Regions from separate parts of the Homo sapiens genome. Here regions 2 and 3 are each linked to region 1. Evidence: read pairs that join two places in POLR2A ChIA-PET (ENCODE). Cell type or tissue: OCI-LY7. All regions are shown on one strand. Links, peaks and the distances in the headings refer to the core of each region. The heading gives the core; the rest is flanking DNA.

Evidence for each region. ChIA-PET counts read pairs that join two places held together with the same protein. Peaks named below come from ENCODE experiments on the same cell type or tissue, not always from the same donor. Only the 100,000 strongest peaks of a DNase experiment are listed, where the experiment ranks them.
Region 2: POLR2A ChIA-PET joins it to region 1 with 5 read pairs; 3 of 35 experiments call an interaction of 5 or more read pairs at or near these places.
Region 3: POLR2A ChIA-PET joins it to region 1 with 8 read pairs; 2 of 35 experiments call an interaction of 5 or more read pairs at or near these places.

The regions. Positions count from the first base shown.
Region 1 is chr12:14,468,837-14,479,514 of GRCh38, forward strand. ATF7IP (activating transcription factor 7 interacting protein) reads left to right here. Exons shown (of 15, transcript NM_018179.5): 11 at 7,054-7,132; 12 at 9,481-9,636. Among named protein-coding and RNA genes, the nearest start is that of PLBD1-AS2, 56 kb to the right of the region's middle. In OCI-LY7, for the core only: no CTCF peak of the experiment used is centred there; a DNase peak (open chromatin) is centred at 5,045.
Region 2 is chr12:14,217,968-14,228,645 of GRCh38, forward strand. No RefSeq gene overlaps it. Among named protein-coding and RNA genes, the nearest start is that of ATF7IP, 140 kb to the right of the region's middle. RefSeq lists enhancers at 2,060-3,259, 3,101-3,400. In OCI-LY7, for the core only: no CTCF peak of the experiment used is centred there; no DNase peak of the experiment used is centred there.
Region 3 is chr12:14,788,047-14,798,724 of GRCh38, forward strand. It overlaps WBP11 (WW domain binding protein 11), which reads right to left. Exons shown (of 12, transcript NM_016312.3): 5 at 8,761-8,957; 6 at 6,925-7,058; 7 at 6,491-6,690; 8 at 5,685-5,876; 9 at 3,123-3,224; 10 at 2,410-2,703; 11 at 905-1,087. Among named protein-coding and RNA genes, the nearest start is that of WBP11, 10 kb to the right of the region's middle. In OCI-LY7, for the core only: no CTCF peak of the experiment used is centred there; no DNase peak of the experiment used is centred there.

The sequences.
Region 1 (10,678 bases), core at 2,624-7,623:
AAATATCATTTTTGTTATTGTGATGAATACCTTTATTAATGTTACACTATTGACTAAGAAGTTGTTATCTTTTTACCCTAATGTGCACCTTGCTAGCAGATAGAAACTAGTGTGAAACAGGTAGCCTGTGATTCTTTGAATTGTCACATTTTAAGTACAATTGGCTAACTTCATTTTTCTGTCCCAAGCCTACTTAGTTGTACTTGTTAACACTTTAAGGTTATTTAGATCAGAAGAAATCTGGATGTCTCAGGCCAGGTGCAGTGGCTTACACCTATAATCCCAGCACTTTGGGAGGCCAAGACGGGCAGATCACTTGAGGTCAGGAGTTCGAGACCAGGCTGGCCAACATGTCTCTACTAAAAATACAAAAATTAGCTGGTCGTGGTGGTGCACGCTTGTAATCCCAGCTACTTGGGAGGCTGAGGCAGGAGGATCACTTGAACCTGGGAAGAGGAGGTTGCAGGTTGCCAAGCCAAGATAATGCCACTGCATTCCAGCCTGGGTGACAGAATGAGACTGTCTCAAAAAAAAAAAAAAAAAAAAACTTGGACATCTAGTGTGGAAATGCTTGTGAGCTGTAGTTAATTAGCAAATGATGAAATATGTAAAATACTCTTTCTGTAGTTGTTAAATGAAGATTTATCTGATATCCCCAAATAAGTATTTATTAACATATTGCATATAATTTATTATTGTATATTTTATTACTATATATCATTTTATATAATGAATTGTTTTATATAGTGAAAAACAAATTTATTCAAATTATCAACATAAGCTATAAAATAGTGTTGCTATCTGTAATTGTTGTTTTGAAGGACTCAAGATTCACCTTTAAGTTTGCTGATTTGCTAGAAGGATTTCATAAGACCCAGTAGTAGGTTATACTCACCATTATGATTTGTCACAGCAAAAGGTATAGAGCAAGAGCAACAGGGAAAAAAATTTGCAGAGTTGAAGTTCAGAGAGATCAGGCAAAGACTTCCAAGTCGTCTGTCTGGGATCGCACAGAATTTGTTTTTTCTCTGGCTTATTAACCTTAGAGACATGTGCCAAGAGTCTTCCCAGAGAAGCCTGACTGAGTCTCAGGGTCTGAGGTTTTTTGGAGGTCTGGTCACATAGTGACATTTTTCTATATAAGTGGCCATGGCATTGGAAACTCAGGATCCCAACAATGAAACCCAAGTGTACATCATCAATCTTCATTCACTGTTCAGAGTGTATATAAGAGAATTAATTGTTAACATGACTTCCAAGGGCAACGTTCTTGATAACTAACCAAGTCTCAATTATGGGTCCAAGTTCCCTTGGAGAGATGTGCAAGGAATGAACAACCAGCTCTTCTGCGTGAACTCTTTCTTCACATTTGCTGAAGTGTGCCTTTCAAGTATATTCTTGTTTCATTACAAAAAAGCTACAAAGCCAATATGTTTGCTCTCTTGAAATTTTCTTAGTGTTTGCTTATTGAGACTGGTCGTTTTGGAAAACGACACATGATTAGCTAAGTTTTTAATAAAATTTCTACTGTTAAAAACTATTTGATATAATTTTTTAATGATTTCAAACTGAAGGTTTCAGTTTGTAAAAACATAAACGTGTTTCTGATTAGATTTCTCAGACAATGTTTTGTCAGGAAAAGATGTAAAGATACATGTATATGTATACATGTCTCTGTTTGTTCATTTCCACCTGGTGGCATAGAAATAATAAGGTCTACAGTCAGACAGCCTGGAGCCTGTCACTTAATAGTGGGTGCTTTGGCAAGTTATTGAACACCTTAGATTTTTCACTTATAAAGTAGAGCTAGAGCTAGTACTTACCACATAGAAATATTGGGAAGAGTAAATGTGTTAATGCATGTAAAGCATTTAGCACAGAGTCTAATTGGAGTAGTGCTAGCTATCATGACTATCTTATAAATGTAGTTAATAATTATGGAAATAATTACCAATTTTATTTGTCAAAAAAGAAAGTCTATTCAGGAAACTACTTGTAGTATATGATAATAAATTGTATCTGTCAGTTTATGATCAATAAAAATCATAATTTATCATTAGGTCATTGCTTGTAGATCTTCTTGATCTATATAAGCATTTAATGATACACATATTCCTCTGAGCACTGCTTTGCCTGCATTCCATAAATTTTCATGTGTTGCATTTTTATTTCATGTAGTTCCTTGTCATTTCCTTTTGGGTCCTGGGTTGTTTAGTTAGTAATTTGTTTAATTTCGTAATATTTGGGGATTTTGCAAATTTTTTATTATTGATTTTTCATTTAATGCTATTGGATTTAGAAAATATCCTCTGTATGACTTTGTTACTTTTACACAAATTAAATATGTGTTATAAAGCCCCATCTATGGTATATATCTTAGTGAATGTACCATTACACTTGAAAAGATTATGCTGCTATTGGGTGTAATGTTTTATAAATGTCAATATAGCATGGTTAGTAGTGTAATTTGGATTATTTGTATGTTTACTGATTATTGCCTTTTGCTGTAGTGGTTTTATCTATTACTAAGAGTGGTATGATTGTGAATCGATTTCTTCCTTTAATTTTGTCAGTTTTGCTTCATAGGTTTTGACACTGTATTACATGGTGTTTTTTATGTATAATTTGTAATCTTGCCATACTTTTATCATTATAAAGTTTCCCTCTTTGTCTCTCTGACATTAACATAGTTACAGCAGCATTTTTTTTTAACTCTTAAAGAAAAAAGTTTAATTGAGTCACAGTTCCACAGGGCTTGGGAGGCCTCAGGAAACTTATAGTCATGGCACAAGGGGAAGCAAACATGTCCTTCTTCACATAAGGGCAGGGAGGAAAGAATGAGAGCAGAGCAAAGCGGGAAGCCCCTTACAAAACCATCAGATCTTGTGAGAACTTACTATGAGAATAGCATGGGGGAAACTGCCCCCATGATTCAGTTACCTCCCACCCAGTCCCTCCCACCACACATGGAAATTATCAGAACTACAATTCAAGATGACATTTGGGTGGAGACATAGCCAAACCATATAAGGAGGTAGGACCCTGTATTCATTATCTTGCTACTTTTCTAAGTTACCTGTGTGTATAGAGTTTAAGAAATGATCATTGGAAAAAGGCAATGATGCTCTTGGAGGAATGCAGATCTAACAATTGAATGTTTAAAACCAATATTCCATGTATATTGTATTAAAAGCCTTTAGAATAAAAGTATCTATCCATATTTATTTTTTAAAGCCAAAGTGTATATTAGTGCCACATATATCGTATAGCCTTATAGTGTAGTATTTTAAGGACATCTTAACTGCCCTCTAATGCCTTGAAATCTGGCTACATATCTGACTTATTACCCTGCCCCTAATTAGTAGTGTTTTATGCTAAGTAAGCATCCTTATCTATTGAATAAATGCTAATAGTAAATGATGAGACAAAAGTTGCCATCAAGTTGCGTTTTTATGAAAAAAATGTGGTTATGAAAAGCATGAAAAAGCATGATTTTCATTTATAAATTAGTCACACATTTCTTTGTTATTTAGAAAATAAAAATTATACTAATTAGCAATCATTTATCAGCACCAAGTGAATATTCTGTCAACTGTTTGACCTTGTAGTTGCTATTGCCCAGCTTGAATGTGTGTAGGGATGTAGGTATATACGCATACCTATTTTCCCACCTGCACCCCACCAGTAACTTTTGTTGCCCTTTCTTTCCTGAAACCACCCTGGTCCAGATCTTTCCCATTTTTCTTCACCTTGACTTCTTAATAACATTCAGCACCACTCAGTCTCCTTCCTTTTTGAAACATTAGTTTCTCTTGGTTTCCATGCCATTCACATGCTTTTGATTTTCCTCTACATCTCTTCTTGGGAGATCTCATTCACTCCTGGGATTCAGTTACTGCATATATTCTTATGTCTGGCATATTTAAACCTCTAGTTCAAATCTCTGTTCATCTTCAGTCATCCATATATGTATATGAATGTATGCACACACACACACTATATTAATCTCTTCTCACATTGCTAAAATGAAATACCTGAGACTCAGTGATTTACAAAGACGAGGTTTAATTGGCTCATGGTTCTACAGCAGCATTTTTATGTTTACTGTTTGCATGTTACTTTTTTCAGCTTTTTACTTTCAATCTGTGTCTTTATATTTAAAGTGAATCCGCAAGAGAAAAAAAATCATATTTCTTGATTTGTTGCTGTGTTATCCCATCTGATAATCTCTACATTTTGGTCGGAGTTTTTAGACCATTTATAGTTAATATAAGTATTGATAGGATTGTGTTTAGGTCTGCTATTTTGCTATTTGTTTTCTATTCATTTCATCTGTTTTCTTTTTTTGTTGGTTTCTGTGTACCTTCTTTCCTGCTTTATTTTGTATCAGTTTTTTTTAAAGCATTCTGTCTTAATTCCTCTGTTAGCTTTTTAGCGCGCTCTCTCTCTCTCTCTGTGTGTGTGTGTGTGTGTGTGTGTGTGTGTGTGTGTGTTTTAGGGGTTGTTCTAGAGTTTACAGTATGTATCTAATCTTAATTATAGGAACCTTGCAATTTTATGTGTACATTTACCTCCTTAATGAAGTTGCTTTCCTTAAATATGACGTTCATGTTTTCACATATATTGTGGTCTTGTTTGCACATATATTACATTGTTTTTAATCTTCATGTTGTAGATCTCTAAATATATTGTTTTTAATTTTTGCCTTATAGAATTTTAAAGAAATTAAGAACAGAAAATAGATATAGTCTTTAATATTTATCCTTATGTTTACCTTTTCTGGTCCTCTTCTTCCTATGATCCAAGTTGGTATTTCCTTTCAAACTGAAGAATGTCCTTAAGCTCATCTTTACAGTGTAGATCTGCTAGTGATACATTCTCTTGGTTTTTTAGTATCTAAAAAATGTACTTTTGTATCTTTTGTCTCCTTTTTTCAAGGAGAGCATCATTGGATATAGAATTCTTAAAGGTTTTTTTTTTTTTAAATTATCGGCACTTTGAATATGTTGTTCCAGTGTCTTCTTGCTTCCATAGTTTCTGACCAATAGTCAGCAGTTACTCTTTGCTCCTGTATAACGTATAATTTGTTCTGTTTATTTTCAAAATTTTTCATTATTGGTTTTCAGTATTTGAACTATGATGTGTATAGTTATGATTTCTTAGTGTTTCTTCTGCTTGAGGTTCGTTGAACCTCTTGGATTTGTAAACTAATGTTTTCCACCAAATTTGGGAAGTTTTTGGTTATTATTCAATTTTTTCTTTAGATCTTTGTTTCTTCTCATTTAGGGTTTTGCTGAACTGTTTCTTATTGCACAAGTTTCAGGCGTTTTTCATATTTTCTTCTGTTTTTCTTTGTGTCCTATGGACTAGAAAATTTCTATTGATCTAGCATCAATTTCATTTGAGTTTTTCCTGCCCCCTCCAATCTGCTTTTATGCCTACATTAAGCTAATTTTTATTTTAGTAATTATTTTTTCAGCTTTATTATTTCTTTTTTTTTCAGTTTCTTTTTCTCTTTTGAAATTTCCTGTTTGTGCATTCGTTATTATTATATTTAATTCTTTGAATTTTTTTTTTTTTTTGAGATGGAGTCTTGCTCTGCCACCTAGGCTGGAGTGCAGTCGCGCAATCTCAGCTCACTGCAACGTCCGCCTCCCAGGTTCAAGCGATTCTCCTGCCTCAGCCTCCCGAGTAGCTGGGACTATAGACACCCACCACCATGCCTGGCTAATTTTTGTATTTTTAGTAGAGATGGGGTTTCACTATATTGGCCAGGCTGGTCTCAAACTCCTGACCTTGTGATTTGCCTGCCTCAGCCAACCAAAGTACTGGGATTACAGGCGCGAGCCACTGCTCCTGGCTTTAAACATATTTTTAATAGCTACTTTCGAGTCTTTATCTGCTGGATGTAATATCTGGCTCTGCTTAGAGTCAGTTTGTATTGACTTATTTTTTCGTCCTAAGTTAGTTCCACTTTTCAAAGCTGGACCTTAATGATAATATGTTGTAGTGAAAGATTATTTTACATTTGTTGATGATTTTTGGGATCTTTTAGTTTGGGATTTTATAGATTTTTGGTGTTTGTAAATAACCCATTTTCTGTGAAATCATTATTGTAGAAAGATTTATAAGAATGAGAATTGCATTATTGTCTTGGGATTGGGCCTGGATATTATAAAGTCAAGGCATTATTTTCTTTAATTTCTCAACTTGAGTATCGCAGATGAAAACCTTTATCATTTGGAATTGATCTCAGTATAATATATCAAAGTAAATTGTGATTATCAGTTATTAAGCAATTGCCATGTATCATATATGGTGTTAAGCACCTTATATACACATTTGGATTAATCCTCACAATAGCCTCAATATTCAAATATTGGAAATTGAGATAATTACCCATCTGAATCAGGTAGCTAATAAGTTAGAACTGTAAGACACACTGACTTCAGAGTCCTGGCTCTTTAGGTTTATGTCGTCTTACCTTCCTTTTTGGTTGCTGTCATGTGGTTTTAAAGGTTTTTCTTATAATCCTAATATTTCTCATGATTTTGGATGATGGGTTACTGGTCAGCTTGGATGTGCAGTTAATAGCATAGCATACCATATGATTTCATAGTATACCATACCATTTTTTTAGGGCAAAAATTTAGATTATTTTCTATAACCCAATTCTAGCTTTAATGATTGCCTTTGGTGTTGTGGTAGATTAATATTGATAATTTAGAGTAGTATTGATCAACATTTTAAATGTCACAAAATGAATAGTGTTTCTGTTTAATCTTATTTGCTCTATGCAACAGATAGCTTAGTTTTTTTAAGAAAACGTCTTGAATTTCTTTTGAAAATTATATTTCATATAGTAGATGTTTAACACATGAGTATCCTGGGACATTTGTCTGACAAACTCTCTTTATTCAGGTACAGCCATTTAAGGGTCCAGATTGAACCAGGTTACTCATTAGTCTCATTTTACCTCACTTATCATCTCATTTTTTAACACGTATATCTGCCAGAGTTTTCTTTGTAAAATGTAGAAGTTTTGTTTTTCAGTGTGGAAAAGCCACTGGCAGTGATTCAAGTGGTGTCATTGATCTCACAATGGATGATGAAGAGAGTGGAGCTTCACAAGGTACTTCAATAGTAATTGTACTAAGCAACGTTTTGATACCATTTTTTTTGTCTTAATACGGTACAGTATTCTACAAAGACAGATGTTTATGGCATTATGCTTGGTTTATTTGTGTTCTTTTTGGAATGGAAGTTTTTTAGATTAGAATTTTAAAATTTGGCCAGGTGCAGTGTCTCACACCTGTAATCCCAGTGCTTTGGGAGGCCAAGGCAGGAGGATCGAGGCAAGAGGTCAGGAGTTTGAGACCAGCCCGGGCAATGCGGTGAAACCCCGTCTCTATAAAAAATTTAAAAATTAGCTGGGTGTGATGGCATGTGTCTGTGGTCCCAGCTGCATGGGAGGCTGAGGCAGGAGGATAGCTTGAGCCTGGGAGGTTGAGGCTGCCGTGAGCTGTGTTTATGCCACTGCATTCCATCCTGGGTGACAGAATGAGGCCCTGTCTCAAAAAAAAAAAAAAAAAAAAAAAAGGATAGAATCAAATCTTAAATGAGTATGAACAATGTGTAGAGGAAAACAGCAATTAAGAGAATATTGTAATTTTTGGAGTACCTCTGTTTTTGTATCTGTTATTTCACTTGATCCTTGCAAAAAAATCCTGTAATACTCATTTTAGACTTGAGGAAACTTGTTAGCCTTAGAGAAAACAATTCAGACTCAGTAAGGGTCTTGGGAGTAAAATCCAGCTCTTCTGTCTCTACATTAAATGTTCTTTTTCTCTCTCTGTTTATGTTTCAGTGCAGATACTGTATATATATGTATTCATTTAATTTTGGTCATTTGAATTAATTTCTTTTATCTAGCATTATATAAATAAAAATAGAAGTAATTTCTAAAAACGTTCACATCCAAAATAATAATGTTCTGAGTTATAATATTTAGAAACTGTAAACCATATTCCTAGTTATTCTGCAGTGTTAATAGGTGTTTCATGAATATAAAGTTCCATGGTTAAGTATGTTTGGAAAATGCTGAGTTTAAAGTTAAATTGATTTTTTTCTTAATGCAGACTTCTCTGAGCCTTTACTATGCTAATTTATAATGTAAATCTCCAAGAATGATTTAAGATATAAAGTATTTCTCAAACTTACTTGGCTGTGCAAAATAACGTTCAGCTACATATCTATAAAACTGGTGATTATTGCACATGGAAAATATAATATCATGTGCTGAGTTACTTCTTATTATCTTAAAGACATTACTTTTTTCTAAAACACCCAAATATTTTAAAAATAATATTTTGGGGAATCAGTCTAGTTGAGCTTTGGAAAACAAAAGTTAAATAGCTGTACAACTGATTATATGACAGTAAAGTCGGTTTTGTTATTTAAAACTGAATTGAGAAATGTATGCCATCCTTCATCCGGGTTGAACTCAAGCCAGTATGATTATTCTTTAAAAGTTTCAAATTATCTCTATTGCTTTCACTTATCTCTATTGCTTTCACTAATTTTTAATAGACAGCCATGACTATTATAATGGATCCCTAAAGAAAAAAATAAATACAGGTTTTTGAGAGGACACAGGTAGGCTTAATTCTGGATTAAAAAGTAAAGTCCTAAAAGTTTGTTTTCAGTGCTCTCACCATTTCCCTAGCATCCATGCCTCATGGGGTCTTTTTGTTGCCCCACCTTTGGGTCTGTCTCAAATTCTCACATTCCTAAAGCACACTGTTTTCCAATGGCATTAAAGTATCCATTGTTAAAGCCTTGGGTTTTATTTACATTTAGTGTGGAATTCTATAGGACAGAAATTGATGGGGATTATTTTGGATAGAAGGACTTTTGGGTCACAATCTTCATAGTGGTTTCCTGTTTTTAAGAGTTTTTTCTGAGATGCAAATATTTATTTCATAGGCTATTGAAGACCTTTTTTGAGATTAGTCATTCTTTGACTATTTTAAAGACTATATAGTGATGATAAGCAACTATCTGTTATCAAAGAACCTAAATAATTGTAGTAATTGAAATTCAAGATCACAGTGAAAACTCATCAGTTTATAGATATTTGTCTAGAAGAGTGTTCTTCCTATAGGTAGGTAGATTATATATTTATGCAAGTAATGAGTTATTCTAGTTGACATATTGTACTGATTTACAAGTAAGATTATTTCTGAATTTCTGTAAACGTGAATTTGAATCTGTGATAGAACCACCAGCAAATTACATATGCTCTTAACTCAGTTTTCAAATCAGCAAAAATACACGTAAGTAAAATGGAAATAAATTATTCTCTTAGAGGTAAATGTGACACACAAGTGGCAAGCAAAAGTAAAATTTGTCCATAGAGGAAAGACTTGTATTTCCTGATTTTTTTCTTGTCAGTCATAATATTTCACTTTTAACTAACAGACCCCAAAAAACTAAATCACACTCCTGTATCAACCATGAGTTCTTCTCAGCCTGTGTCACGACCATTGCAACCCATACAACCAGCACCGCCTCTTCAACCATCTGGGGTGCCAACAAGTGGACCATCTCAGACCACCATACACTTACTACCTACAGGTAAATTTGTTGAATCATTGAGTAGAAGCTTTGGTTTTGCCTGTAGAGAACTATGACTATGGAGTTAAGTGGAAAGATAAGACAGAAAATTAATATTCATCTTGTTAATTTGAGGACTACAGTGCATGTCCTTTTGAAGGCAGTATAACTTAGTTTTTCTGACTGTCTTAAGCAGCGGCACTGGTAAAGAATGATTTTAAAGAAAAGTATATATTTATTTACTTAACATTATATAAATAAAAGTGGAGGTAATTTTAAAAAGCATTCACATCCAAAATAATAATATTCTGAGTTATAATATTTAGAAACTGTAAACCATATTCCTAGTTATTCTGCAGTGTTAACAGGTGTTTCATGAATACAAAGTTCCATGGTTAAATATGCTTGGGAAATGCTGAGTTTAAAGCTAAATTGATTTTTTTCTTGATGCAGACTTCTCTGAGCCTTTACTATGCTAATTTATAATGTAAATCTCCAAGAATGATTTAAGATATAAAGTGTTTCTCAAAGTTACTTGGCTGCGCAAAATAATGTTCACCTAATATCTATAAAACTCTGGTGATTACTAATGCATGTGGAAAATAATACTATTCTGAGTTATATTCTTGAGACCAGCCTGGGCAACACAGTGAAACCCCGTCTCTACAAAAAATTTAAAAATTAGCAGATTTGTCATCTGCCACAGCAAATGTTCTGTAAATGGCAGAAATGACTGTAGTTTCTCTGGAAGGGATGGATATGACTTATTCTGAGTGTAACCAAGAAGTTATAACTGACTGATCAAACAACAATTTTTAAATGTGTCTTATCTTGAAATAGCTTTAACTAGTCTAACACTACCACCAGGAATCATATGCTTGCTACCTTTCAAGAAGCTGTAAATTCAAAATTTTCAAGATTTAGCCTGTATCTCCTAAACTGTTCAGAAACCAATCAACATGGTTTGTCTTCTGTATAGCAGCAGTCCATTGCTTGAAGATTTATCTGCACAGTACTTATATAAGTACTCTTCTCATTAAGGAAAACATTGAATTTAAGTGGG
Region 2 (10,678 bases), core at 2,400-7,399, 250 kb before region 1:
GACTGTGCACCCTGGAAACCTGGAAAGAAAAGGACACTAGAACCATAGGGGACACACTAGGGCTAGTGCTCACTAGGGGATGACTAGGGGTGCAGGCACTCCTATGTTCTCCTTTCAGATGGAAGACATTCCCTCAAAAGCAAAGCCACCCCTGAGGTGTATTCTGGATAATTAGGACCAATTTGACCCTCAAACACTGAAGAAGAAGCGACTTATATTTTTCTGCAGCACCACCTGGCCACAATATCCTCTTCCCAGAGGAGAGACACGGCCACCCAGGGAAGTATAAACTATAATACCATCCTACAGCTAGATCTCTTTTGTAAATGAGAGGGCAAATGGAGTGAAGTGCCATATGTATAGGTTTTTTTTCTCACTAAGGGATAACCCACAATTATGTAAAAAAAAATGTAATTTACATCCTACTGGGGGTCCTCAAAGCCTACCCCCATACTCAGGTCTCCCCATAGCTCCCCCTCCAACTAGTAAGGACTCTCCTGTGGCCCTTATGGCCCAAAAGGAACCAGACAAAAAGTCAAGGAACCAAAAGGCGCCAATGGCCCTCAATTGTGCCCCCTCCAAGTCGTGGGAGGAGAAGGAGACTTTGGCCCAGTGCAAGTACATGTCCCCTTTTCCCTCTCAGACTTAAAACAGATCAAACTGGACCTAGGAAAATTCTCAGATAATCCTGATTGACGCATAGATATCTTACAGGGATTAGGACAATCTTTTGATTTAGCATGGAGAAATATGTTGTTGTTGTTAGGTCAAGCATTAACTCCCAACAAAGAAGAGGCCACCTTAGCTGCATCCCGGGAGTTTGGGGATCTCTGGTACCTAAGCCAGGTAAATGATAAAATGAGATCAGAAGAAAGGGAACAATTCCCTACAGGCCAACAGGCGGTTCCCAGTGTGGATCCCCACTGGGACCTCAGTTTGGAGCACAGCCATTTACTGACTTGTATACTAGAGGGATTAAGAAAGACCAGAAAAAAGCCAATGAATTACATAATGATGTCAACCACAATGAAGGGAAAGGAAGAAAACCCTACAGCATTTTTAGAGAGACTAAGAGAGGCATTAAGAAAGCATACCTCCTTGTCACCTGACTCTATTGAAGGCCAACTAATTTTAAAGGATAAGTTTATCACTCAGTCAGCTGCAGACATTAGAAAAAACCTTCAAAAGTCTGCCCCAGGCCCCAAGAAAAATTTGGAAACTCTATTGAATTTGGCAACTTCAGTGTTTTATAATAGGGATCAGGAGGAGCAGGCTGAATGAGACAGAGGAGACAAGAAAAAGGCCGCCACCTTACTCATGGCCCCGCCTTAGTTATGGCCCTCAGGCAGACGAACTTCGGTGGCTCTGAAAGAAAGAAGGGCTGGGCAGGCAACCAGCCTAACAGGGCTTGTTATCAGTGCGGCTTACAGGGGCACTTCAAAAAGGACTGCCCAAACAAAAATAAGCCACCCCCTTGTCCATGTCCCTTGTGCCAGGGGGATCACTGGAAGGCACACTACCTCTGAGGGTGAAGGTCCTCTGGGCCAGAGGCCACTAACCTGATGGTCCAACAACAGGACTGAGGGTACCCATGGCAGGCGCCAGCCCGTGCCATCACCCTCACAGAGCCCCAGGTAAGCTTAACCATTAAGGGCCAGGAAACTAACTTCCTCCTGGACACTGGCACAGCCTTCTCAGTTTTAGTCTTCTGTCCCGGACAACTATCCTCCAGGTCTGTCACCATCAAAGGGGTCCTAGGACAGCCAGTCACTAGGTATTTCTCCCACCTTCTAAATTGTGACTGAGGAGCCTTATTTTTCTCACATGCCTTTCTTATCATGCCTGAGAGCTCTACTCCTTTACTAGGGAGGGACATATTAGCTAAAGGAGGGGCCATAATAAACTTGAATATAGAAGAAGAAATACCTGTTTGCTGCCCTCTACTCGTGGAGGGAGTTAATCCTGATGTCTGGGCAGAGGAAGGACAATACAGATGAGCAAAAAATGCTTGTCCAGTTCAAGTTAAATTAAAGGATCCTACCTCCTTTCCTTATCAAAGGCAGTACCCCCTCAGACCAGAAGCCCAACAAGGATTACAAAAGATCGTCAAAGACCTAAAAGCACAGGGATTAGTAAAACCATGCAACAGTCCATGCAACACTCGTATTCTAGGCATACAAAACCCCAACGGACAATGGAGGTTAGTGCAAGACCTCAGAATTATCAATGAGGCAGTTGTTCCTCTGTATCCAGTTGTACCTAATCCTTATACTCTACTCTCCTAGAAACCAGAGGAAGCAGAATGGTTTACAGTCCTAGATCTTAAGGACACTTTCTTCTGCATCCCTCTGCATCCTGACTCTCAATTTTTATTTGCCTTTAAAGATCCGTCAAACCCAGGGTCTCAGCTGACCTGGACTGTCCTACCATTCATTATAGGAGCTGGGATACGAGGAGGACTAGGAACCGGCATTGGAGGCATTACAACCTCCATCCAATTCTATTACAAATTATCACAAGAGTTAAATGATGACATGGCATGAATCGCAGATTCGCTGGTCACCTTACAAAGCCAGCTTAATTCTTTAGCAACAGTAGCCCTTCAAAATCGGACAGCCTTAGATTTATTAACAGCTGAAAGAGGTGGAACCTCTTTTTCTAGAAGAGTGCTGCTATTTCGTTAATCAATCCAGAATTGTCACCAAGAAGGTTAAGGAGTTTTGAGATGGGATACAGTGCTGGGCACAAGAGCTCCAAGACACAGGACCTTGGAATATTGTCAATCAATGGATGCCCTGGCTTCTCCCCTTCTTGGGGCCCTTGGTGGCTATTGTGATGTTGCTTATCTTTGGACCCTGCATTTTTAACCTCCTTGTAAAATTTGCCTCTTCCAGAATAGAATCCATGAAGCTGCAAATGGTTCTACAAATGGAGCCCCAAGTGACCACCACTAGCACCTACTATCAAGCACCCCTAGACCCACCCACCAACCTGTTCTCACACCACGACACCAAAGACTCCCCTCCTGAGGAAACCTCAACTGCAGTGCCCCTTCTACCCCCCAGTTCAGCAGGAAGTAGCTAGAACAATCGTCATCCAACTTCCCAACAGCACTTGGGCTTTCCTGTTGAAAGGGGGGACTGAGGGACTAAGTGGCTAAATTGGCTGGACTTCCTGGGTCAATAGGGACTTCCCTAAAGTGACTTTCCCCTAAGCCAAAATGAGTCATAGCTGCAAGCTAAGAGATTAAAACTTCAACCAATCAAAGGGGATTTTCCCCTAAGCCAAAATTAGTCATAGCTGCAAGCTAAAGGGATTGAAACTTCAACCAATCAAAGGGGACTTTCCCCTAAGCCAAAATGAGTCACAGCTACAAACTAAGGGATTGAAACTTCAACCAATCATATAGGGAGTTCAAGCTCTAGCTGCAGCCTGATGTTTTTAACCAATCAGGTCTGCCAACCCACAAGTGGATAGAAAATTAGCCAATCCTATAGGACAGAAAAAGAAAAGGGGAGGAGTCATAAGGGGATATAAGCATAAGACACCCAAGCCAAAAAACACAATCCTTCTGGGTCCCCTTCCACCACATGGAAGCTTTACTTTTGCGTTCCCTTTACTTTCCCTTTCGCTTTACTAAATCTTGCTGCCATAAAAAAAAAAAAAGAATCCCAGCCTGGTACAGTGACTCACACCAAGGAAGGCAGATCGATTGAGACAAGGAGTTCAAGACCAGTGTGGGCAACATGGCAAAACCCCATCTCTACAAAAAATACAAAAAAAAAAAAAATAGCTGGGAGTGGTGGTAGGTGCCTGTAGTCCTAGCTACTCAGGAGGCTGAGGTGGGAGGATCACTTGAGCCCAGGAGGTTGCAGTGAGCCGGGTTCATTCCACTGCATTCCAGCCTGGGCAACACAGCCATATCTTGGCTCAAAAAAAAAAAAAAAAAAAAAAACAAAAAAAAACAGAAGGCTATAATCTCAAGCACTTTGGGAGGCCAAGGCAGGCAATCACAAGGTCAGGAGATCAAGACCATCCTGGCTAACATGGTGAAACCCCGTCTCTGCTAAAAATACAAAAAGTTAGCTGGGCGTGGTGGCGGGCGTCTGTAGTCCCAGCTACTCGGAAGGCTGAGGCAGGAGAATGGCATGAACCCGGGAGGCGGAGCTTTCAGCCAGCCGAGATTGCACTACTGCACTCCTGCCTGGGTGACAGAGCAAGACTCCGTCAAAAAAAATAAAAGAAAAGAAAAAAGAAAAAAGGGCAGGGCGTGGTGGTTCACGCCTGTAATCCCAGCACTTTGGAAGGCCGAGGTGGGCAGATCACTTGAGGTCAGGAGTTCAAGACCAGCCTGGCCAACATGGTGAAACCCCATCTCTACTAAAAATACAAAAAAATTAGCTGGGCACAGTGGCAGGCCCCTGTAATCCCAGCTACTCAGGAGGCTGAGGCAGCAGAATCGCTTGAACCCAGGAGGCCAAGGTTGAAGTGAGCCAAGATTGCGCCGCTGCACTTCAGCCTGGGCAACAGAGCGAGACTCTGTCTCAAGAAAGAAAAGAAAAAAAAATCCCAGATGAATTTTCTTTTTTTTTTTTTTTTTTTTTGAGACAGTATCCCTGCCTCCCAGGCTGGAGTGCAGTGGCGCAATCTCAGCTCACTGCAAGCTCCGCCTTCCAGGTTCATGCCATTCTCCTGCCTCAGCCTCCCGAGTAGCTGGGATTACAGGTGCCCGCCACCATGTCCAGCTAATTTTTTGTATTTTTAGTAGAGATGGGGTTTAAACGTGTTAGCTAGTGTGGTCTCGATCTCCTGACCTCGTGATCCACTCGCCTTGGCCTCCCAAAGTGCTGGGATTACAGGCGTGAGCCACCACGCCTGACCCTAGCTTAATTTTCTTAAAAGGAAGCTGAATTGGCAGAGTTGTCCCACAGTGGACTAAAACAGCCAGGCCTTTATACCTCCACCTTGATCACTGGATGTAGGCTGTCCTGGTAAGGGTGCCCCACCTTAGTCACACAGGAAGCTGATGCAGTCCCTGAAGACACTGCTAGCTGAAGGCTTTCCCCTCGTAGCACTCCCAGTAGTTGGGAAAACAATTCCTTCACTGAAGTAGGGTCTGGACACCATACTTGGTATGTCTTCACAAAATATTTTTGTTTTTTTGTTTTTTTGAGACAGAGTCGCTCTGTCGCCCAAGCTGGAGTGCAGTGGCGTGATCTCGGCTCACTGCAAGCTCCGCCTCCCAGGTTCACGCCATTCTCCTGCCTCAGCCTCCCTACTAGCTGGGACTATAGGTGCCCGCCACCACGTCTGGCTAATTTTTTTTTATTTTTAGTAGAGACGGGGTTTCACCGTGTTAGCCAGGATAGTCTCAATCTCCTGACCTCATGATACACTCGCCTCGGCCTCCCAAAGTGCTGGGATTACAGGCGTGAGCCACCACGCCCAGCCCTTCCTCTATCTTAATAACACAGTGGTTAAACGCAACAGTACTGAATTGTCTAGTTAGTTTAATGTTATGTATTTCATACACTATTAACACTAGTATGGGAAGCATTTATAAAAATCATGTACCATTAATTAATTTTCTTTCACTTAAAAGTTAAAGCTTTGAGGATTCTGTTTGAAAATATATGTAAAATGATAAAGACCAAATGTGTGTTAATTCAAATATTTAATTAAAGAATAAAATAAGAATAATGAGCTATTTGAAATTGTTGTGAAATTGGTGTAGTGACTTTTGATTCAAACATTTAAATCTGCTGAGGTTAGTTTTGGTACAACTATTCTCAGGATTACATTTATAGACCCTCATCTAGTTAAATTTAGTTTTCTGACTTTAACAGTGATTCAGGCCAGAGACAGTGGCTCACTTCTATAATCCCAGCACTTTGGGAGGCTGAGGCAGGAGAATCACTTGAGACCAGGAGTTTGAGACAAGTCTGGGCAACATAGACCTCATATCTACAAAAAGTTGGGTTTTGTTTTGTTTTTTGAGACAGGGTTTCCACTCTGCCTGCCCAGGCTGGAGTGCAGTGGTACAGTCTCAACTCACTGCAACCTCCGCCTCCTGGGCTCAAGCAATCCTGCCGCCTCAGCCCCCCAAGTAGCTGGGATTACAGGCACGAGCCACCATTTCTGGCTAATTTTTGGATTTTTTGTAGAGATGGGGTTTCACCATGTTGCCCAGGATGATCTCAAACTCCTGAGATCAAGCGACCCACCGACCTCGGCCTCCCAAAGTGCTGGGATTACAGGCTTGAGCCACCACAGCTGGCTTCTACAAAAAGTTTAAAAATAAAAGTGATTCACATAAAAAACAAACTAGATTTTTTTTTTTTTTGAGGCGAAGTTTTGCTCTTGTTGCCCAGGCAGGAGTGCAATGGCGTGATCTCGGCTCACCGTAACCTCTGCCTCCCAGGTTCAAGTGATTCTCCTGCCTCAGCCTCCTGAGTAGCTAGGATTACAGGCATGCACCACCACACCCAGCTAATTTTGTATTTTTAGCAGAGTCGAGGTTTCTCCATGTTGGTCAGGCTGGTCTCGAACTCCCGACCTCAGGTGATCCACCCGCCTCCCAAAGTGCTGGGATTACAGGCGTGAGCCATGGCGCCCCGCCCAAACTAGATTTTTTTTATGACTGTAAAGGAATATATGTTCATTGCAAGAAATGAAATATTTAAAAGTACAAAAGTAAAAAATATTAAACATAATTCCATGACCAAATAAAAACTTTTTTTTTTTTTAGAACAGGATCTCACTATATTGCCCAGGCAGGTCTCGAACTCTTGAGCTCAAGCTATCCTCCTGCCTCTGCCTCCCTAAGAGCTGGGATTACAAGTGTGAGCCACCACTCCTGGCCAATAAAAACCATTTTAATAGTGTAATATATACGTTAGTTATATATATATGCATAAAAACATATATATGTAAATCACCATTATACTCTACATAATTATTTCTAACTAATTGTATTTTATTATACTTTAAAATTCTTTGGAGGAATAGCAGAGATTAGTGTTACTATCAAAAACTTGAGATTCTAAGGTAGTGATTCCTATTACATTACCATTTAACTTGCTTATATGACATGTCAGAAGGCAGAGGTATCATGGAGACTGACTATAGATTATCATAAAATAAATTAGGTGGTGAGTTCAGTTGCAGCTACTGTTTCAGATATGGTTTCTTTAGTGGAGTGAATCAATACAGCCTGTGGCGTCTATTCTGCAGTGTTATATGTTTATTTCTGTAATAACAATGTGTAAGGATCACAGGAACAGTTTGCCTTCACCTGGTAGAGTCAGCAGTATACTTTCATGGTCTTTCCTTAGGTGTCAATGTCAATTTTCTTGTTTTCTGCCATAATCTAACCCAAGTATAAGAAAATTGCAACCCACAGACCAAATTCATCCTGATACATTTTTGTATAGTCCGTAAGCTAAGAATCGTCTTCATATTTTTAAACGGTTGACAAAAATTAAATGATGAATTTATCTAAAGATAAATAAGAATTAAATGAAATTCTAATTTCTCTGACTAGTGTAATAAAAGATATTTAAAAATAAATAAATAATAAAATAATAAATGAAGTGTTGGTAGAACACAGCCATACTCATTTGCTCACATATTATTTATCTATGGCTGTTTTCACACTACAGGGTTGAATAGTTGTAACACAGGCTACACAGCTCACAAGCCTAAAATATTCAGCACATGGTCCTTTACAGAAAATATCAACCTCTGATCGAATTCACAGAGACGCTGATTGTCTTGAAATGCCACAGAACATCATGCCAACCCACCTCACAGATCACAACATGCTGAGTAGAACTGATGAGCAGAAAATAGCAAGTATCCGATTTGTCAAAGTGATACGCATATGTGATCCAGGATGGCAGATAATACTCTGTTACCTCAGTGACATCTCTAGGCGCTCAGTAGTCTGGGTCATGTCGAGATAGCTCCTCTAAAATAAAGGAGAAGTTGCTGAACACTGCACTTCGTGAGAAGAAAACAGAGACACACATGATTTGGATCTCTCTTGATCTGATAGCCAACAAATAGATATTTGAGCATACTGCCAGTGTGAATCCACAAGTAAAAGAAAGCTCTACAGCAGGTCCTGGATGAAATTTAAAAGCTGTTCTGCCACCTGGACCTTATGACCTAGCAGATTCAATAAGAGTCAGCTTTTGCAACAGAAAGAATGCTATTCAGAACCACTAGAACGTGGCAATAGAAGAATCACAATGTCTCCACTTAAAGTTTTGAAGTAAGGCTTGCTTTCTTCTGCAGATAACATGTCTTCTTTGGAGAAACATGTCTTGGAGTTCTACTGAGCTCTGGCAAAGATTAAATGCCTGATCATCATAACTCAAATGATCATGAGAACTGAGCTACCCGTCACAAATTGTGTGTTAGACAGACACAGCAGCTAGTTCATCACAAAGTGGAAATAATGTATATTATATCAGTCTCAAAAGGTACTGAGGGCACAAGCTGGTTGCTTAAACAGGGACCGCAGATTTCCAGAACATCTATTCCTGCTTCGTTACCTCCCCTCAATATACATGCATGGCCTCATGGAAAATTCCTTACAGCCACTTAACTAAGAGTGGGTTTATAGATGGTTTTACACTAAATGCTTACATTTAGTGTAAAATGTAGTTTCATTGCTGTAGTACTATAGTATAATACAATGTCCCTCAAAACAATAGCTAAGGGAAATTCTGCTAGTGGGAAAAACTTCAAGCAGTACAACCAGTCATATATCTTGTTTGTAAAGAGAGATGACTACTACCGTGTATATGTATATGTATATGTATATGCATATGTATATATATATGCATATGTATATATACACACACACAAACATTCATGTCATCTGCAAACAGACAATTTGATCTCCTCCTTTCCAACTTGGATGTTCTTTATTTCTTTCTCTTGCCTAATTGTTCTGGCTAGAACTTCCAATACTATGCCGCAGAAGAGTGATGAGAGTGGGCATCCTTGTCTTGCTCCAGTTCTAAGAGGAAATGCTTTCAACTTTTACCTGTTCAATATGATGTTAACTGCGGGTTTGTCATACATGGAGTTTATTGTCTTGAGGTATATTCCTTATATACCTAATTTGTTGAGTTTTTTTTATCTTGAAGGGATGTTAAATTTTCTCAAAAACGGAAAGATATTGAGATGCAGAATGATATTGAGATTATATTGTTTTTGTCCTTCATTCTGTTGATATGATATATCACATTTATTGATTTATGTATGTTGCCCCATCCTTGAATCCCAGAGATAAACCTCACTTGATCATGGGGTATAATCTGTTCGATGTACTGTTGAATTTGGTTTGCTAGTATTTTGTTGAGGATTTTTGTAGCTATGTTCATCAGGGATATTGGCCTACAGTTTTTTGCTGTTGTTGTTGTGTCCTTGTCGGGTTTTGGTATTAGGGCAATGCCAGCCTCATGAGTTAGGAAGAATTTCCACCCCATCAATTTTTTTGAGTAATTTGAGAGAAATTGGTGTTAGTTCTTTAAAAATTTTGTAGGATTCAGTAGTAAAGCCATCTGGTCATGGGCTTTTCTTTGTTGGAAGACTTTATTACTGATTCAATTTTTTGCTCATCGTTGGTTTATTCAGGTTTTCTATTTCTTTACGGTTCAACCTTGGTAGGTTGTATGTGTCCAGGAATTTATTCACTTCCTCTAGGTTTTCCAATTTGTTGATGTATAGTTGTTCACAATAGTCTCTAATGATCCTTTGTATTTCTGTGATATCAGTCGTAATGTCTCCTTTTTTATTTGTGATTTTATTTATTAGGGTCTTCTCTCATTTTTTCTCAGTCTAATTAAAAGTTTGTCTAATTTTTTTATCTTTTCATAAAACCAACTTTTTGATTTATCGATCCTTTGCATTTTTCTAGTCCCAACTATGTTTATTTCTGCTCTAATTTTTATAATTTCTTTCCTTCTACTAATTTTGACTTAGGCTTCTTCTTGCTTTTCTAGTCTCCCAAGCTACATAATTAGATTGTTTATTTAAAAAATTTCTAGTTTTTTGACATAGCTGTTTATTGCCATCAACTTCCGACTTATTCCTGTTTGTTTTTGTTTTTGTTTTGTTTTGTTTGTTTGTGAGACGGAGTCTTGCTCTGTCGCCCAGGCTGGAGTGCAGTGGCGCGATCTCTGCTCACTGCAAGCTCTGCCTCCCAGTTCACGCCATTCTCCTGCCTCAGCCTCCCAAGTAGCTGGGACTACAGGCGCCCGCCACCACACCTGGCTAATTTTTTGCATTTTTAGTAGAGACAGGGTTTCATTGTGTTAGCCAGGATGGTCTCTATCTCCTGACCTCGTGATCCACCCGCCTTGGCCTCCCAAAGTGCTGGGATTACAGGCATGAGCCACCGTGCTCTGTTTTTTATATCTCCCATAGGTTTTGGTATTTTGTGTTTCTATTTTCATTTGATTCAAAAAATTTTTAATTTTCTTCTTAATTTCTTTATTGTCCCATTGGTTATTCAGAAGCATGTTATTTCATTTCCATGTATTTGTACACTTCCTAAAGTTACTCTAGTGATGGATTTTTAATTTTATTCCATTGTGGGCAACATGGATACTTGATATGATTTCAATTTTTAAAAATTTGTTGAGATTTGCTTCGTAGCCTAACA
Region 3 (10,678 bases), core at 1,022-6,021, 320 kb after region 1:
ATGACCAACATGATGAAACCCTGTCTCTACTAAAAATACAAAATTAGCTGGGCGTGGTGGTGCACGCCTGTAATCCCAGCTACTTGGGAGGCTGAGGCAGGAGAATTGCTTGAACCCAGGAGGCGGAGGTTGCAGTGAGCTCAGATCGCGCCATTGCACTCCAGCCTGGGCAAGAAGAATGAAACTCCGTCTCAAAGAAAAAAACAATGCACATGGAGTAAGAGAATGCAACTAATCACAATCTGTCATCATTACTGGAAAAGAACTCATGTCCTATGGACAGTTCAGACATACACAATATTCATATACCAAGAACTGCAGATTTCAGTTCTTCAAATACCACTTTTAAATGAAATATTAAGTACATTTTATCAAATCTAAGATCCTATTGATTACAAACTCATAATTATTCTGTGTACCACTGAGAGAGAGAGAGGAAAAAAAGCCCCAGCTGGGGCACTGAAAAGCAGATATTCACATGAAACTGGGACATTTCAGTGTTGTAAACTAGAAATATACCTACCACATAAAACAAGCCCACAAGAAAATCTGCATGTCTAACCTTGACATTAGGTAGAGGTAAGGGAAAAAAACACTCTAATTTTAAACTTTAAGTTGGTACTCATGCAGATGCATGAAACGGCTTCGTAACTACAACTAAAACCAAAAAATTATCAAATAGAGAATTTAATCCCATGTTCTCTGGCTACAAGTTCCTCAAGTGAACCAAGTGCAAATACCCACTGGAAGAACTGTACTTCAAGCCAGGTCAACGGCAACTTAAAAACCACCACTGACTGTAAGATGACCTCAGATTTCAGAATACTGAAATGTGACCATATGTCTTAGAGCAAATTAAATAAACAGCAGGCTAAGTTTTTATTATAGAAATTGAAAGCATCACCTGGAGGTGCAGGGGGAGGTAGCCTTGGTGGGGGTCCACGAGGAGGGGGACCAGGAGGCAGACCTGGAGGTGGACCTGGGGGAGGGCCAGGGGGTCGGCCTGGTGGTGGTCCTGGAGGTAAAAGTCGGGGTAAGGGCCCTCGGAGTCCTGGCATTCCAGGTGGTCTCAGGAATGGAGGAGCTCCTGAAAAGAGAAAAATGATAAATTAATGTCACACAAATGTACACTAAGTAATAATTATGGCTTAAAAGTAACTCAAATATGGTTTGACTTTAACCTGAAATCAGATTAACTTCAAGAAGTTAATGAAACATACATGGAAACAGAATTCATTCAATAAATATCTGAGTACAGCCGGGCATGGTGGCTCATGCCTGTAATCCCAGCACTTTGGGAGGCTGAAGTGGGTGGATCACAAGGTCAGGAGTTCAAGACCATCCTGGCCAAGATGGTGAAACCCCATCTCTACTAAAAATACATAAAAATTAGCCGGGCATGGTGGCAGACACCTGTAATCCCCGCTACTTGGGAGGCTGAGGCAGGAGAATGGTGTGAACCCGGGAGGCGGAGCTTGTAGTGAGCTGAGATTGCGCCATTGCACTCCAGCCTGGGTGACAGAACAAGACTCCGTCTTAAAAAAAAAAATATATCTGAGCACCAGAAAAATGGTACTGGATTTGTTGTGGATCTTTTCACTTTATTTCCCAACACTGACAAAAAGCATATTCAATCACAGCTCCGCAATGTTGGAAATATACAAAGGTGATAAGAATTCTTAAATGGTTCCAGTATAAGCTGAAAATGGAATATAAAACACAATGCTTTAAGGACCCCTTGAAACTCATGAATATATAGACAAAGACCACTAAGAATGACATAAAATAGGTAACTTTGCTTTGCACCAATCGGAAAATGATTAGCTCAACTGAAGAAAACTTAGTAGGCTGACAATAGGATGAAGGACTAAAATCACAAATAGCTGAAAAGTTCTCTGTTGCTTCATTTCATAAATAATCTTTTTATACTTTCAAACTGAACACTTAATAAACAGACTAATCACCTTTGCCTCTAAAAAAGAACTACAACTAAAAAACTATGGAGATTACACTGACATTCAACATTCCTAACCTAAGAACACAAGACATTATTAACTGTGTCTTACTCCCACCTGCTGCCAATTTAGAGCTAGGTCAACCTATCATACTAAAAAGCAATACTAAAGAAAACCTCCATTACATGTTCAAGTTTCTGTCTGCTGTAATAAGAAAAACTGTGAAAACAAGAGTGCTCTGGAGAAAAACAGGTGGCTGTCAGTAGAACTATGAGTTGCAAACAATGGTTTGGGAATGAACAACCTTTACTTGTCCTTTGAGAATCCTTCACATCTTAAGAGAATCCAATTAGGAGGAAACAAGAAAACATGAACACTAACAACACATAGTATTTTTTGGAATGACTTCATTCTAACCTCATTTAAACTTTATTCACATTATGTAAGTGTTTACCTGGAGGTGGACCAGGAGGAAGGCCTGTAGGTGGCCCAGGAGGCCGTAATGGTGGAGCAGGTGGTGGTCCAAGAGGTGGTGGTCCTGGCATGGGAGGTGCTTGTATCTGAGAAGGAGGAACAGACTGCGGCGGAGCCTGCTGCTGTGAAGAAGCAGTGGATGTGCCATCAGAATGGGATTCCTCTTTATGCTGCTTTTGTGATTGCTTTTCTGCTTCAGAGTCATCAGAATCATCTTCATCATCGTCCTCTGAAAATTCCTCTACTTCCCGTCCCTCCTCAGGGATTTCTTGACCTGAAAGAAATTTTAAACCCAGTAAATGGAGTTGATTCATTTTCTTACAGTTTGGAGAACAGCAATGACTGAATACACATGGTTAATAAATGTGTTCTCAAAATTAAAAACCAAATAGTCTTCTTCAATAAAATACTTAGATGTGAAAGAAATAACATTCTACTTATCTATGTTAATGCAGCATAGTGGAATGAACTCAGGCTTTAAAACCAGACAGACCAATATTTAAATGCCAGCCCCACCATTTACTTGCTGTGTAACTTTAGGCAGCCTATATAATGGTTCCAAACCTTATTTTTGTAAAACAAGGACTTATTACTTACTTGAAGGTTGCTGAGATACTAAATGGAAAAACGTATGTAAAGTAATTAGCGTGAGGATACACCAAAAGGTGATTCACTATTTTTTCCCTGCCTCACCTGCCATACGAAGCATCATGGCTTGAAGAGGAGTCAGTTCCTTCATGTTCTTCTTTTTCTTCCTTGATTTTCCAGGCATATCTGCAAACCGTACACTCAGACCTAAGGGGACAAAGGAGGGAGTGGAGTAGATTGGCATCAACAAAATTCAGTAAATGTTTACTACGTAGCACTATAAAGTACTAGATATGATTGCTACCCACTACTTGGCAGAGGTGCAGGATGAGATAGCTATACTAATGATACGAACACCCAGATAAAAACAATTTTCAAGAAAAGATAAATTACTAAAGTTGGCCAAAGAAGTGATAAGCCCAGAATATACAAAACTTAAATGGTAGTTGAAGATCTACTCCTTAAAGGCTACAAATAATATTAGGAGGAAATTCAGCCAAACATTAAGTTACAGAAATCTGATAAAGAGCATAGGAAAAGATGAAATGTTACCCAACTCATGAAACTAGCCTAACCATGATACCAAAATTCATCTACTGGCCAACATAAAATATAAGCAAGTTACACATGTTTATAGCAGCACAATTTGCTATTGCAAAAATATGAAACTAATTTAAATGTCATCAACCAACCAGTGGTTAAAGAAAATGTGGTATATATCCACCATGGAATACTACTCAGCCATAAAATGGAACAAAATAATGGCCTTTACAGCAACTTGGATGAAGTTGGAGGCAATTAAGTGAAGTAATTCAGGAATGAAAAATCAAATATTGTATGCTCTCACTTATAAGTGGGAGCTAAGATATGAGGATGCAAAAGCCTAAGAATGATACAATGGACTTTGGGGACTCAGTGGGGAAGGGTGGGAGGGGAGTGAAGGAAAGGAGACTACAAACTGGGTACAGTATATACACTACTTGGGTGAGGGATGCATCAAAATCTCAGAAATCACCATTAAAGAACTCATCCATGTAACCAAACACAACCTGTTCTCCAAAAACTATCAAAATTAAAATTTACAAAAAGGAAAAAAAATACAAGCAAGTTGAATCCAAGTGTTCTAAAAGCCAGCAATCTAATTCACTAAAGAACTTAAAAAAAACAAAAAAAGTTACATCCCAACAGATACCTAAAAAATATTTATGATTAAAAAAAACCTATTAGCAAGCTAAGAATAAAAAGAACTTAACTGACAAAGGCTATCCATTAGACACTGGATAGGAGTATTTTTAGTTGGTAAACATTTTAGGAGAATAGTTCCATGTGAACAGAACTTTAGTTTTGTTTACCCTGTATCCTTAGTGCCTAGAAAAAATGCCGTATATAGTAAAAACTCAATAAATATTAGCTGAGTGAGTATCAACTCAGAGTTGGGACGGCCATTTTCAGAACATGTGTGTTGATGAGAATATATAAGAAAAATCTGGCTGGGTTGGTGGCTCATGCCTGTATTCCCAGCACTTTGGGAGGCCGAGGGGGGCAGATCACCTGTGGTCAGGAGTTCGAAACCAGCCTGGCCAACACGGTGAAACCCTGTCTCTACTAAAAATACAAAAATTAGCTGGGTGTGGTGGCGGGTGCCTGTAATCCCAGCTACTTGGGAGACTGAGGCAGGAGAATCGCTTGAACCTAGGAGATGGAGGTTGCAGTGAGCTGAGATTGTGCCATTGCACTCCAACCTGGGCGACAAGAGTGAGATTGTCTCAAAAAAAAAAAAAGGAAAAAAAGAAAAAAAATCTGTAGGCAGAATAAAAGGAAAAGAAGGCAAGAGACCACACAGACCCAGAAAAAAATGGAGCTGCCATGGCTCTAATGGCTTTCTACTTTCCAGTCCTAGTTCCTACCTAATAGTCCTCTATAATTATCTTTCATTACCAGCTCTATCATTTTTAACCAGCTTTTTTGTTCTTGCAACCATGATTCTTAAGACACAGCAGGAGAAAAATTTGTCATTATCAATATTAATATTACATAGTATTATATATTCTGTTGTAGGCCACATAAACAATCCCAAAAGAAGCTCCAAAATTGCTGAGGTTTGACAGAATTGGTGTGCATTTTCCACTGTCAGTACCCATTATGATGCTTAAAATTTTCTTGACAAATGTCCTATTTGAATTTTTTAATAATCAAACACACACATTATAGATATAATATGTTTCATGATTCCACTCATGAGTGTACCTGGGTTATAATTATGATCCTGGTTCATGTAAGATACCATAAAAGGGCTTCAAAGGTAGATATTTAAACAGATTTATAAAATACAACATCAATGTTTTTCTTAATATGGCTACTCTCCTTTCTTTCCTGTAACATACCCATAATACGTTTATGCTGTTGAATAGTTATACCTTTTACCCCAAAGTGAACTTTATTACATAGACATTTTTATTACATACAGTTTAATGCTTTTCCTCATAAACATCCACTGAGTACTTACTGTGTCAAAAACTTTCAAAATTTTAATATATAAGATGAACACAGCTATGATCCCGACTTCCAAAGATTTCAGAGTACTCTCACAGATTCATTAATAAATTAGGACCTTCAGCTTGTTTTCTCTTTATTGATCAATACCATGAATCCTTCATCTGCACATACCTGACTTCTTTTCTTCATTGTTGTCTCTCTCACCATTATCACGGTGCACAAATTCATCCCCGTCACTTTCTCCATCTGATTTGTCGGTGTCACTGTCATCAGTACTGTCATCATGCTTATCTTGATCCATGTCCTCAGGATAGCCATCATCTTCACTGGTGCTAGAAACATCATCATCATGACCTCGCTGGGCTGAAAAGTGGGAAGGGAACATGGAGAAGTAGTATGATTGGACCCTCCACTACATGGTACCCAGAAATACAGAAAATTATGCTATTCAACTCAGACTGTAACAACTTAATTCTTACCAAAAAAAAAAAAAAAAAATTCTTGTATATATAGCTACTCATACAGTCTAACAAAATTTTCCTCTGCCAATAATTTTAAACACTTCTTTTTGGTAATTTAAGATTTTTTTAAAAAGAGTTCTAATTTGAAAACCCATTTCCTCCTTTAGCAACAATCATGTTTGTATACACATACACAGTCAGTGAATGTATACAATGACGCTCTAGTCTGATGACAATAAAGCTAAAAGGGAACCAGATATACAAGTCTTAAAGGATTAGCAGCAAGAGTGACATCTCCAGGAAAAGCCTAATTTAAAACACGATAAACATTTCTATACTTATGTATGATGCTTTTACTTGAGAAGATCCTATGATTTATCCAACTGTATGTATATTAGTTATGTACATGATACCCTCTCATTTACTTTCTAAGTTCTGAGGGTGGTGAACAATATGTTAAACAGGGCCAACATAAAAAATGATAGTTATAAAAGCAAAAGAACAGTCACTTCTCACCAAGTTCAGGACTATATAACATGTCTTCATCTCGCCTACGAGGGGGAAGATCTAGGGCAAAACCCACTTTACGGCCATACATCTGCACGACTTGAGGAGGAGGTGGACCAGGGGGAGGGCCAGGAGGTTTTCTGCCAGGGGGCAAACGTGGAACACCATGTCCAAGAAGAGGAAGGATAGAAACTGCCCGAGTTGGAGGTCTGTTAAAAAAAAAAACAAAAACAAAAAAACCCCCACAGTAATCACTTAACAGTAATGAGATATTTATTTTCTCTTCTAAACAATTTTCAAGGGATTTCTTATTTTACATTTAATCAAATGTCACACTGTTTACATCCATATTGTCTTTTATTTCCCTCTGCATTAATTTTGGCACTGGACAGTCAACTTGTGCCTTTACTAAATGCTCTCTGATTGTGACACTGCTTCCTTACCCATAGGCTGAGGTTTTCTTTAGGATAGAGGGTGGCTGGGCACCAGGAAGTGGAATGTCCTGGATCAAAATGTTGGAAGGAGCATGTGGCATATCTGGCAAAGGAATACTCTCCACTTCCACATGCTGAGCATTCTGAAACAGAGAACCATTCAGTAGTATGATAAAAAAGTCATCTACTAACTAAACACTAAAAATGACAAGTCAGCTGTTTCGTAACTTGGACATGCTTTCCAACTAACATAAATATCACCAAAAACCCCCAGAAAAATAACCTTACGTCAATACTTCCACATTGTCAAAGAACTGAAAGAAATCTTTACTTCTAAAAACGTCAGAACCCAGCTGTTTTTTTTCTCCTCTTATCAGGTAATTCTTTTTGGATGATTCGAAACAGCTGTTGTCTAGAGAAAGCCAACTGTTACAAGTATCTAGCACCAGAACTACCCTATTTAACATGTGATAGAAAAATACATGTCAGGCTGGGCGTGGTAGCTCACACCTGTAATCCGAGCATTTTGGGAGGCTGACGCAGGTCGATCACAAGCTCAGGAGTTTGAGACCAGCCTGGCCAATATGGTGAAACTCCATCTCTAATAAAACTACAAAAATTAGCCAGTTGTGGTGGCGTGTGCCTGTAGTCCCAGCTACTCAGGAGGCTGAGGGAGGAGAATTGCTTGAACCTGGGAGGCAGAGGTTGCAGTGAGCCAAGATGGTGCCACTGCACTCCAGCTTGGGCAACAGAGTGAGACTCGGTCTCAAAAACAAAAAATAAACAAAAAAAAGAAAAATAATATATGTCAACTAACAAATAGTATATATCCAGTGGTGGAGGTTGGGCTCATTAGCTTGCCTATGTTGAATTTCTGTTGTGTATTAGCTTAGTTTGACTAAGCAAGGTAACCTGTGCCTTCATCTGTAAAATGGGAGACATATTACCTCCTTTACAGAAATTATAGCATTTGATTTTTTCCCATCTTTATTTTGAGGTAAAATTTACGAAATTTACAAATTCAGTAAGTTTTGACAAATGCATATACCTCATACTCCTTCCCAATCCATCTCTAATATCATCCCCCAAGGCAACCACGGCTACATTTTTTTTTCCTGCACAGATTATCTGTGACTATTCTAGAATTTCATAAAAATGAAATCATAACAATGAGATAAACTTAGCATGTTTTTGAGATTTACTCACAATTTTTCTTTTTTTATTCCATGCTGTTTTGAGTATTAGATTATTCCTTTTATTGCTGAATAGTATTCTATTGTATAAATATGCTACAGTTTAATTATCCATTATCCTATTAGTGAACACTTAGGCTGATCCAAGTTTTTGAATTAATTTCTTCTGTTTAAATAAAGAGGATTAGATTTGCAGGTTCACACAGTAGGTATATGTTTAGTTTTAGAAGAAACTGCTATAAGGAAGAGGTTCAACATGACATTCTCCCATTAACTTTTTAAATCTAAGTATAGGCTGAGCATCCCTAATCTGAATATCTAAAATGCTCCAAAATCCTAAACTTTTTGACTCCCATATGATGCCATGGTGGAAAAATCCACACCTGACCTAATGTGATGGGTCGTAGTTTTGTTTCATGCACAAAATTTATAAAATTATCTTCAGGCTATGTGTATATGAAACATAAATTTCATGCTTAGACTAGGGTTCCATCCCCAAAATATATGCAAATATACACAAAAACAAAACAAAATATAAAAAAAACCCAACAACCCTAAATCCAAAACACTTCTGGTCCCAAGCACTTTGCATAAGGGATACTCAATCTGTATAATATTTTAGTTTATCTCTCAAAAAAAAAACCTTGATTACCTTGACAGCATCAAAATATTGGCTAAGTTGAGCCCTCTTCTGTTCATATTCTACTTCTAGCTTTCTCAATTCTTTGTAAATATCTGGATTCTCTTTTTCATAGAGTCGTAGAATACGTTCAAAGGTTTCACGCAGCTTTTTACGCTTGTCTTTCAGTACTTTCTCATTTAATTGTGGCTGTTGCACTGGGTTAAACTCTAAGAGAAAAAGTAGATTATGGAATTAAATATAAGAGGCCACTTCAATTAGGTATCAATAGGTTACATGATAAAAACCTCCATATATGCTAAAAAATTTTTAAGAGATCTAGACACCAGACATACTCTTTTCAATTTTATTCGAAGAACTACAATATTTATTAAAATCCCCACCCTTTTTAGATGGCCACTAATTTTACCTTTCTCAGAAATGCCACCTAATTGACTTTCATCTTCATTGTAATAAAAATCAATTTTCACTGCTCTGTGCTGAAAACCTCGTGAAGATTCTGTCAGATTTGTGTTTACCTACTACGTTAGTCCTGTCAAATTTTGAGATCTTAAGCATTTTACTTGAATTCTCTGATTTTTTGCTTCCTCATCTAAAAAATGGAGACGTTAATCACTTTGTAATAAAGCTATGATGATACAATGGGATTACAAATAAAATATCCAGTGGTGTTTGACTCACCACTTAACTATAATCTTTATAACAGATCCGTATTCCTGGCCTAGCTACTATACAATCCTTTCTCTCCCTAACTAATCATGTGTCAATATGGGGCTTAACTGCAGGTCCTCTATCCCAAGAATAAGACCTCCAGGCCTGCCTGGTCAATCATATCCCCCCATCTTCCTTTTCAGTGAATGACTCAGAGATCAATTAGCACATGATCCAAACTGGGACCAGAACATTCCCTGAGATTTTAAATGTAGATGTGAGAGAGATAAGCTCTCAGATTTTCTTTCTGAATGTGTTATGTAGAGAGAAAACAAACCTAGAGCTGCCTGTGGCCTTGTCTCTCAATCATCACTAATTACACACATATATTCCACCTTCTATCCCAAGGAGTTCATTAGTAGTAAGCTGAATGAGGCTAACAGACATCAGACTAGACAGATGGACAGTACTGATGATGAGACTGGATTTTGAGGCTAGTTTCTCTCAGGGATTTCTCATCTTTTTTTTATGTTAAGACTTCTTAATTAAGACAGCCAATGCATGCTTTTTTCTGCCTTAACTAGTCTGTATTGAGTTTTATAAATTGTAACTAGACCCCTGATGAATAGTATTCTCTTCACCCCTTTCCTTTTTCTTAAAAGAATAACAAATTTATCTTCTTCCTTAAATCCTATTAACTATTATTAATCTTGGCAATTTATTCAAATCCAGAGGGCGTATTCTTACACCATACTAATCCTAGTGTGATTAGTAAAAGCGCTGAATGCCTGAGTTTTAATCTCAGCTTTGCCACTACATAGCAGTGTGACCTTGAGGAAAGCTATGTAATCTCTCCATGCCTGAGTTTTCTTACCTGTATAATAGGGACAGTGCACCTACCCTAAAAAATTGTGACGATTAGAAAACTGGTGGAAAAAAACTGGTGCGTAGGTGTATAGCAAGACAACTACTCAAGAAACCTCAGTTATTCCTATTATCTCCTTTTAAAACAACACATAACATTTGGGGTCATTTAAAGAAGGATTCCCTGATTCCCCAAGGAAAGTAATTATCCCTGCTGATATTTAGACCAGAGGCAGGAAGTGGAATCAGTTACAACTGAACTGGGAAATATCTGGGATCCTGAAGCCTGACCCAGAACTCTTAGCCAGGCTAGCTGCACAGATTCTCCCACATTATTTCAGAAACCTTGTAATAGCCTAATGCCATGACTGAATTTTTTTTTTGTACCCCATTTAATGTATCATTGAGGAGTTTC